2 separate regions of the Homo sapiens genome follow, and region 2 is linked to region 1. Evidence: read pairs that join two places in POLR2A ChIA-PET (ENCODE). Cell type or tissue: MCF 10A. All regions are shown on one strand. Links, peaks and the distances in the headings refer to the core of each region. The heading gives the core; the rest is flanking DNA. Region 1 has its middle 230 kb from the start of NSUN3. Region 2 has its middle 340 kb from the start of NSUN3.

Region 1 (5,390 bases), core at 255-5,254:
ATAATGGTATCAGGTTTAGAGGTTTTTAAGTAGGACATGCAGGGATCAGACAGTCAAAGAGAAGTTTGGTATCCAGTTAATGGCAGTATCCCATCCAGTGAATCCAAAAAGCCCTCAAAGTTGTCATTTTATTTTGAGCTTACAGAATTGTAGAACACCTTGTAGTTGTTCAGGATCCAAATGCAGCTCTGCTTCTGAAATCAGATGACCCAGATATTTAACTTGGGACTTAACTAGTTGTAGTTTTTCTTTAGAAACCATATGACCTTTGGTGGCTAGGAGTTTTAATAAATGTACACTGTCTTCCTTGCAGTCTTGCCTATGAGGAAGAACAAACTAATGTAATAAAGACAAGTTTTAAGAAAAAGCCACATCTCCTAAATCAGCATTCAGAATTTGGGAGACGTAAAAAGGATTTTCAGTATATCCCTAAGGCATAACCACCCAGGTATATTACAGTTTTACCCAGGTGAAGGCAGATACGTATTGATGGCCTTAATCAACAAGAAGCTAAAGGAGGAACTGCAGAGTTTAATTACAGTGAAAAATTTACTATCAGTTGGTATTCATGTCAGCAAAGTGTGAAAATTTGGAACTATGGGATGATGGGGTATGATGATATTATTTATCTTGAACACATCTTCATCCTTGGCTGTTAGGTTTTCTTATTGGGAGAATGGGAGTATTACAGAGACTAGTACAAAGAATTATTAAACCTCGAGGCTTCTATTTTTCAGTTGTGGGTTTTATGCGTTGTCAGGCAAATTGACTGAAGAGATACTCTTCGATATTAGGCAAGGGGGTCAATTTGGATTTTTATTAGGAGTGTACTCTGCTGATGATATGGCCCATAAAGACACAGGTGTCTGTTCCAATAAGGAATTTTGGAAGGCAACAGAGATGTCTTTGGCACATGAGACAGCATAACAAATAACTGAGACATCATTGGTAGAGTCCTGTCAACTAGAGGCTAAAATAAGAGTCAATATAAACTTAATTTTATTTTGAGCCAAATTTGAGGATTGCAATCCAGAAATGCAGAATTAGCACAAACCAAGAATATGTCCTAGAGTGGGCTACATGAGCTCAAAATTTATACATTTTGTTATCTAAAAAATGAAAGAAGGGAGACAGTGAAGCAAAGGTGACATTCTTACAATTCTGATTAGTGCTCAGTGACCTTATATATAAGACAAAGCAAATAGGTGGTTAACATATACAGAGTAAAATGTTAACTAGTATATAGTTGTCTTAAGGTCTGGAGAGAGATACCTGATTTTATCCTGTCTTTGTGCTTTATCTGATAGGAAAGGTTGTAATTAGTACATGTCAGTTAAATATTTGACAGACCTCATCCTTGTGAGTGAGAGATTAACTTTAGTTTATAGGCCTAGTTTTTATTACTCATATGTCCAAACTGAAGCAATCTTGAGTCACTTTAAAAACATATTTTTTTTTAGGTTTTCCTTTTTTTGACAGTTCAGTGAACTATTGGGGTCATCAAATTCTAGAATTATTTCCCTCTTTTGGGAGAAGGAGATGCCGGCATGGTTTTTCTCTTTAAAAAATCTTATCCCAGTAAATGAGCTGGAGCAGACTCCACCAGCAAGAAAAGATGAGTATCCTGTAAAAATCCCAAGCAGAAAGTAATAGATTGGGACAGAAATGCTATCAATGGCTTATTAGAGACTGCCACCCTTTGGATGTTTTATTACTCTGAGGTAGGGGCAGATGGGGTTGAACTGATAGGGTTGTTCCTGTGTCTCTGAGAACAGTTAGAATCTTATTGCCAATCTGAAGAGTAATCTCCTCACAGTGATTAAGAGGGAGGATTGAAGAAAACACTGAGTCCTCACATCCCCTACATTGTGGGGGAGATAATGGAAGTTCTTTTGAAGGATGTCTAATTCATTTAAGCTTAGGATAGTTCTTATTCCAGTGGTTTGGCTATTTACAATAGTGACAGTTACCAGGAAATAGCCCTTGTGGATTCAAGTTGTACCATTTAGGGTCTCAATTATGGAGTTTTTGTTCGTCTGTTTTTTGTTTGTTTGTTTTGTTTTTGAGAAAGGGTCTCACTCTGTTACTCAGGTTGGAGGGCAGTGGTGCCATCATGGTTCACTGCAGCCTTGACCTCCCAGGCTCAGGTGATCCTCCAACCTCAGCTTCCCAGGTAGCTGGGCTACAGGCATGCACCACCACACCCTGTTGATTTTTGTATTTTTTTTGGTGGAGATGGGATTTTGCCATGTTCCCCAGACTGGTCTCAACCTGTTGGGCTCAAGTGATCCAACTGCCTTGGCCTCCCAAATTGCTGGGATTACAGACATGAGTCACTGCACTCAGCCCTCAATTGTTTTTTCTGGAAGCATTCATCTGTGTAGTTGGACATTTAAAATTTTAGTGGCTTTCTTTTTATTGGTATTGTCTAAGGTTTCAGGCCATTAATTTGCCAAATTAACAAGATTAGTAGTTGATATGGTCTCCTATTTTAGGCAGGCTCTTTTTATTAGTTGAGGAAGCTCTTATGAGAGACCATTAGCAAACACAGAATTAAAGGTGACTCTAGTGGAGTCAACATCCATGGGAAAACTAGGATTTTCTCTAAGTATAGCTTGGAACCTGATATAATAGTTGTGAACCTATTCTTTTGGCTATTGAGTACAAGCTTGAATTTTATTGCAGTCTGTGGCTTTGGGAAATGCTTTGACAATGGCCCCATGTAAATTTCTTGCAAGTTGCTGAGTCTGTTCCCAGTATTGCAGACCATATGCTGAGGAAGTAGGAACAGGTCTCACTAAATCCTTTTGGAGATGTTTACAATCTGCTTTTGCATTTGGTGATGGACCTGGCTTTCTACAAGCATACAAAGAAGTCAGTAAAGGCCAGAGAAGCCAAGCTCTTTTAAGCCTGAACTGTAATGTAAAATTCATGGAAAAATAATGGGAGTCTTCAGTAACTAGGAAATTCCTTGGCTATAGCATGAGGTTCAAATTTAGTCCAAGGGTCATAAGAAATCTAGGGAACCTCAGGATTGTTAGAGAGCCTGATCTTAAAGGAGCAAGTTTTCTAGGTTGAGACTGAAAAGCAGGAGATGGGGTGTTAGCACAGGAAGATGTATTAAAAAGGAAGAAAGTTTGGAAAGTGAAAGATTGAGAGGAGAGGCAGTAGATGGCACCTGAGAGACAGAAGGATTTTGAACTTTTAAAGTCTTTTTTTCTTCTTTTAATTTATTATTTGTCTTTGTTAATTAATATTTTGGAGCAAGAAAAATTTTGATTCCCAATTGCATTTAGATGCCTCAGTGTACCAATTAAGGTACACATTTCATTCAGATTGCTTAGTTTTAGAGCCTTTGCTTTCTAGTTTATTCCTGAGACAAACTAAATTAGAGAAGTCAAAATCCCCTCATCTGAACCTGGAGGTCGAAACCTCACAGCTGAGGTCAACACGAGGAAATAACCCTCCTCAACAAAAGATATCCCAGACAAGAGAGAGAAAGACGTCTCTTCAAACAGGGAGGAGAAAGACCTCTCTCAACCAAATCCCAAATAAAATGGAACTCAAACCAAATTCAGGAGCTCTGTCCAAGAAAGACTCATCAGGGGGAAAAGGGGCACTCAAAGATCTCCATTATAGGTAACTCACACCATAATCCCAAGGGCCAGTGATTCTCCTCAAGGTCAATCAGCTTTAGAGCCCACTTCTGACACCATGTATTTCAAAGTCAAAATTAAAATGTAGAGTTGAATCTCTAAACTTAACGTTTTATTTGGGAAGCAAGAATTGTAATTCAGGGCATGTATGTAGATTAGATGGTCTTTAGTATATCCTAAGAACAAAGAGAAAGTTGGGGGTTTTATAAAAAAGAAGAATGTTATGTGTGGTCTTGAGAAAAAATTCATTGGCATTAGTAAAGCTTTGGGGAGCTGGCAAGCTTCAATAGTGGGTGATATCAGTGGGCAGCATTAGTCCTAGAGTTGCAGCAAGTTATCTCAGCAGGAGCTATAGATAAAACTAGTCTCAGGTTACAATTGTGTATTTGGTCTCAGGTTTATTGTGGCTACAAAAATGAAATGTATTGACTATCAAGAAAACCAGAACCATTCTGTATTGAAGGTAGAGTGAATACATGAGAGATGAATAGAGCAAAAATAAAATCTGAGTAATATTTGCTGAACTCTGCAAGTTCAGCAGGTGGACCTGAAGAGAATTATATTTCTAGAGCAATGTTATGTATCTCAAGTGCTTTTTTCCCCTGGCTCCTTGACTCTGATTTAGCTGGGTATGACAAGAATGACCTAATTAGTATGATCAACTTTCACAGTATAATGGAGGGACCCAATTCTTCCTCTCTATCGTCATAAGGTTCATTCTTCTTATAGTATAAAGTCCACATTTCTTTGTTCAAATCTATTGAGAGAAGAAATATAACAGCTCTCCAAGAAAGAGTCCTGGAACTCAACCAAGTTAGACCACAGAAGTCACATCTATCCCTGAACCAGTGGTTGTGGCTACAAGAATGAAACATGCTGACTGTCAAGAAAACCAGAACCATTGTGTATTGAAGGCAGAGTGAACAGATGAGAGATGAATAGAGCCGAAAGAAAATCTGGGTAATATTTGGAAGTGGGAAGGCAGGAAATGAATTCCAGAAATGCTACTGAAACTATCTACAACTGTGGTTAGATTTTCAATATTTACCTTTAAAAATTACATATTTTAAGCAAAAATTATAATGCTACTATTTTGCTATTTGCCAGATACATATAGAATAGATATTTTAAAATACATATCAATAAATTAATAAACTAATTAAAAGACATATCAATAAACTGATATCTGTATCAATTCATAGTGTGTTATGTTGATGTGGTTTGGGAACAGCAAGTTTGAAATGTACAATGATCATCTTTCAATACACTATGTATGTATCTGCATGTTATTTTCGTATTTTAAGATTATAGGAAGTCTAAATTTGAGACCTTTTCTGAATGTAAAGCTCTGGCCAAATAACCTTACTAGGCAGCTCTCACCACCACAACCACCACCACTGTGACTATAGGCACAGTTTCCACTTCTTTGGGTCTTCTAGTTTTATTAGTAAGCTTTCAAAGATAGTCACTAAATTAGAAATAGGGTTCACATTCAAATGCTCAAATGAAATATAAATATTTCTGCCTAGAGTGTATTCAGGAAAGTAAACTCCCTGTTAGGGAGAATTACTTAACAATTTCCATGAAGGTGAGTACACACTGCAGTAAAGAGCTTTAGAGATTGGGAAAAGGCTAAAGTTAAGCGGAGCTCCCTGGAGGACTGTTAAAGCAGTTTATTTTAAATATGCTAAAATGTTAGGGTATTATCTTTCTAATGAGATGAGATCAAAGAAG
Region 2 (5,390 bases), core at 303-5,302, 110 kb before region 1:
AAATACAAAAATTAGCCAGGAGTGGTGGTGTGTGCCTGTAGTCTCAGCTACTTAGGAATCTAATGTGGGAGGATCACCTGAGTCCAGGGAGGTCGAGGCTGCTGTGAGCCATGAGAAAAAAAACAAACAAACAAACAAACAAAAAAAAACCTTAAGCAATGGCGGAGAAATAGAAGTAGAGAAGTTAGATAGTCATTAAAGCCATCACCTGATATTTTTAGTATTTGTTAGTGTAGTTAATTAGGTATGTCTTATTCAGAAAATACGAGGAATACAAGGCAACCTCTGCCAGTATATATCAGTGTCTGACAGTACAAACTCCTGGATTCAAATTTTCCTTGCTGCATTTCAACACGAATTAAAATATTTTCTCTTTCCTCTCACTAAAATCTTTGTTAGCATTGTCAAAATTTTGACACATTTTCCAATATTAAAAGATATAACATCTTATTGTGTGAAGAAAGGTGGTCCTTTCAGTGATAAGATTCTCCACCTCTGAAGTTAGTGGCACACAAAAAAAGTAGAGAAGAATCTAGCCAATCCCATTATAAATCAATAGTCTAGGTATTCAGATGACTAAAAAGTGATGACGACATGAAATTATCAATAGATTTCTCAAGACAACTGACAACTTATAAGGAAATAATTGTCTTCTGTCTGAATTCGGTCAAATCAGTATATCTGAAAAATACATAGCTGTTGATCCCAAGAACAACACTGATTAAGTAAATATCTAACCAACTGGGATTTCATCAAGGCAACTGCATAAAATTGAGATGAGGCTACATCAATGGTAGGTGCTTTGAAGAGCAATAGTCAAATGAGGCTTCATAGAAAGTACACCTACATGAAACATACAGATAACATATCAGTTTACATATGTACAAGAAATGCAATAAATCTCTAAATGTGCAATAAAAGGAGAGGAAACTGCTTTTTTAAAAAAAAGAATCATGCTCAAGGACAAAGAAATTGAGGCACAACAGCAGCAGCATTTTGGGAGCTAGAAAACAATTTGAGGGACCTGAAAGCTAAATCTACAAAGGATTGGAGGGTCGAGTTTTAGGAATTGGAGCGGAGCTGCTGGAAGAGATAAAAACAGGTTATTGCTCCTCCTCAACCTCAGTAAAGGACAGAAGTTTTACTCTATAGAGAGATTGTTACAGAGAGACCCAAACATGGCTACTGATAGTATACTATTTTCACATCCTAAGGTGATTAATCCAGGAGTGCCTCCCTCCAAGATTTTCTTGATAGAACGACCAGAGAAAAACTACCCTTTCTTCAAGTTGAGAAATTGAAAGGATGTAACTCAGGAAATGTTAGGAATTGTGTATACTGCCACATAAAGAAATCTAAGAAAATGAATCTGCTAAGCAATTAAGAAGACGTAGTAAGAATTGGAAACAGATAACCTCATTAATACAGACTTTAAGTTTTAGGAAATCAGTAAGTGACTGTTTTTGCTCCATGTTGACCTCAGAGTTTGGCACATACTATAGCAGGTTCTCAATAGAAGTTTGTTGAATGAATACATCAAGTTTCTGATTTCAGTTCTTAAGATCCTAGAAGATTCCCTGCTTCCTATAGATATCCCAGCAGTCATCCCTTAATATATATATATATGCTTTTTATATTTTCATATATATATTTATACCTTTATATATATAACGTATATATCCTTTTGCTGACGTTAGTTTAAATTTTGTCTTAATTTAAACTAATGTCAATTAAATACAAAAACAATACCAAAAGAGGAAGAAAAAAGTTATAAGCCCTAAAATGTAGAAGTAGCTTGTTCAAGTTGCACTAGGGGACAGTGAAGATCCTTCCATCCAATGCTGGAAAAATAATTGTTCTAAGTCAGGGAAGCAGTTTATTAAGCAATTGATAGTCTTTAATATGTGCCTGCCTAAATTCAATTTTCAATGGGAGAAAAATATTAGAGTATTGGAATGCTGCCTTTGTTTCCCAGGATTCAGCAAGTTCCCATAGGAGAGACACAAGCTTTAATCCAAGTTTCTCCATCTGAAAAGAGAAAGGCCACTACAAGCATAAATGCTTTTTAAAAGATACATTTTCTACCTGTGGCCATTAAGCTGTGACTTCTAAACCTTATAATTAATGCATACTAAAGAATTGCAAAAGTTATCTACCTTACATCAAAATTTGTGTTTGCAAAGGTTAGGAAGGGAGAAGCACTGCACTAGCTAAGACTGAAACCCAAAAGAACCAATATAATGGAGTAGTCTCTTCTATCAGGGTGCTCTTGAGCTTTCCTTTTGTTGTTGTTCTGAACTCCCTATCTGGCAAAGGTGTTAACTTTTCTCTAAAAGCATCATCAAAGAAAATGCAGACTCTAGGCTTTGAGCATTTAAGAAGCTCTGCCTTACCACTCTGGCCTACTACTTTATTGTATTTGGGCAGTGGCTTAAACCAAAGGCATTGAGCTGAGACCTGACACATTGAGAGGGTGTGGGACCTGTTGCTAAGAAACAGAAACTGCAAAGGAGAGATCCATATACAAAGATCCCAAATTCACAATATTTAATTTTATTTATTGCTGAAGAATTCCCATCAAATGAAACTTACAGGCAACTACACATAGAGCTTAAGAAAGTGAGAAGAAGAAAAAAAAAGGAGAGAAGAACAAAGAGTAGGAGGACAAGAGAAAATAAGGAAGGAAGGAAAAAAGAAAGAAAGAAAAAGAAAGAAAAGAAAGAAAGAAAGAGAAAGAAAGAAAGAAAGAAAGAAAGAAAGAAAGAAAGAAAGAAAGAAAGAAAGAAGGAAGGAAGGAAAGAAAGAAAGAAAAAGAGAGAGAAAGAAAGAAAGTCGGGGGAGAGAGAGGGAGGAAAGATTTATTGAAAAAGAAACCACAGGCTTGGTAAACAATGGTGCCTTATTATTTAACTGCAGAGGCAATCTGCATGGTTGTGACAGAATTTTCCTCCAGAGGTAGACCATCCCACCGTTGGTGAAGCCTCATAAATACCCCTGCAGATATGTCTATAAAGAACCTTGCAAAATTGAATTTTTTCAAATTTTTCCTTTTGGGTATAACAAGGACACCAAAATTTCTGACCAAATAAATCATACCACTTTCAGGAAAGTGAGTAAATATGTGGATACTTCTCAGTGTCCCAGCCTAGCTTGATAATAATGAAAGCTAACATTAATGGGACATGCACTCATTGTATGCAGGCATTGTATTAAGGGCTCATTGAATCCTCAAAACAACTCATGAGATAGTTCCTATCACTATGTTGGTTTGAAGAAAAGAAAACATGCTTACAAAAAGTTAAGGGCATTGCTCACAGTTAGAAAATTTGTAAGGGTAAGAATCCAAACCGAAAGAATTTGACTCCAGGGCTAGCCACTGTAACAGCTCCACTCTAATAATTATGTAATGGTTTTGGACTCTTGACAGCTCTATATTTCTTCACATTTTCTCCTTATTTCAGTGGTTTTTGGTTATGGGAGATTTCGCCCCTCAGAAGGTATTTGGCAATGTTTGGAGACATTGTTTATGTCACGAGTTTGGTGGAAGGGGGCTACTGACATTCAATGGATAGAGGCCAGGGATGCTACAAAACATATGAAAATACACAGGAAAATCCCCAAGAAGAAATAATTAATCAACCCAAAATATCAATAGGGCCACTGTGAGAAGCCCTGCCTTGCCTGTAAAAAAAAGTTTAGCTCTTCATTGTACGTTGTGAGTATTGGGTAGTCAAAAGTACCACTCTATACATGAGTCAGCTAACCACATCTAAACTTGAATGAGAAGATATCGCATTGCCCAGACATTCTAGATGTAAAGTTGGATTCTTTTTTTGCTTGTCACCTATATGGGAAAGGGTAGGAGAGTTTGTGATTACACATAAAGCAACTGAATATAACACAGGAATCCTTTTGAAATTATACATGTGGAGAGTGGTGTCAGAAAAATGGTGGAATAGGAGTACTGTGGCTTCACTGCCCTCGAACCAGCAACTATTTACAGACAAAGGATACCTTTGTGAATATCTCAGAATTAGGAAGTGAGGCTGAAACAACACACTGCCTTGAACTGCAGAAATTTGAGAAAAGCCATGTCCCAAGAGTAAAAGAAATGGTTGCCTTTCACCATGCTATCCCTCCTTCAAGTCAGCACAGTGCCACACAGACGATTCCCCTGGACCTCCAGTTTCTACAGTGGGAAAAGTAAGATGAAAGTAGACATTCAGCTTCCCCATGATTCTGGGGCCCCTTACAGGAAGAATTGATACACCATAGTAATAAAATAAAGGATAAAAATTATGTAATCATCTCAATAAATGCAGCAAAAGCATTTGACAGAATTCCACACCCTTTCATAATAAAAACTCTCAACAGATTAGGTATAGAGGTAATGCGCCTCAACACAATAAAGGCCATCTTTACAAACTCATAACTAATTTCATTTTCAATAGTGAAAAGCTGAATATTTTTCCATCAGAAACAAAACAAGAATGCTCTCTCTCGCCAATTCTTTTCACCATACTACTAGAAGTCTTAGCCGGAGAAATTAGGCAAGAGAGAGAAATAAGATGCATCCTAATAAGAAAGTAAGAAGTAAAATTGTCTCTATTTGATGATGACAAGATCTTATATATAGAAAACCCTAAAATCTTCATCAAAAATAAAAAAAAAATGTTTTTGGATTGATAAATGGATTAAGTTGCAGGATACAAAAGTGACATGCAAAAATCAATAATGTTTCTATATACTAATAATGAACCATCCAAAAACAAAATTAATAAAACAATTTCATTTATAATGGCAACAAAAAGATTAAATGCTTTGTTGTAAATTTAATTAAGAAGATAAAAGACCTGTATATTGAAAACTACAAAACATTGATGAAAGAAGTTACACAAAACACAAATAAATGGAAAGATATTCCATGTTCATGGAGTGGGAGATTTAGTATTGTGAAAATATTCATACTACTCAAAATGAACTACAGATTCAATGCAATCCCTATCAAAATTCTAATGTGATTTTTCAGAGAAATATAATAAAGTAATCAAATTGTATGGAACCACAAAAAGTCTGAATAGTCATAAAAATCTTTACTGAAAAGAACAAAGCTGAAGACATCCCTCTTCCTAGTTTCAAAACATATTATAAAATAGCATGGTACTGGCATAAAAACAGACCCACATGACCAATGGAACAGTATAAAAGCCCCAGGAATAAATTCGTGCATTTATGGTCAACTGATTTCTGACAAAGATGCCAAGATCATGCAATAGGAAAAGAACAGTCTGTTCAATAAATGCCATTGGGAAAATTGGATATACACCTGCAAAAGGAAGAAATTGAATTCTTGTCTCACACCATATATAAAAATCACCTTAACATGGATT

What was found. Peaks named below come from ENCODE experiments on the same cell type or tissue, not always from the same donor. Only the 100,000 strongest peaks of a DNase experiment are listed, where the experiment ranks them.
Region 2: POLR2A ChIA-PET joins it to region 1 with 5 read pairs; 2 of 35 experiments call an interaction of 5 or more read pairs at or near these places.

The regions. Positions count from the first base shown.
Region 1 is chr3:94,290,989-94,296,378 of GRCh38, reverse strand. No RefSeq gene overlaps it. Among named protein-coding and RNA genes, the nearest start is that of NSUN3, 230 kb to the right of the region's middle. In MCF 10A, for the core only: no CTCF peak of the experiment used is centred there; a DNase peak (open chromatin) is centred at 2,288.
Region 2 is chr3:94,403,839-94,409,228 of GRCh38, reverse strand. No RefSeq gene overlaps it. Among named protein-coding and RNA genes, the nearest start is that of NSUN3, 340 kb to the right of the region's middle. In MCF 10A, for the core only: no CTCF peak of the experiment used is centred there; no DNase peak of the experiment used is centred there.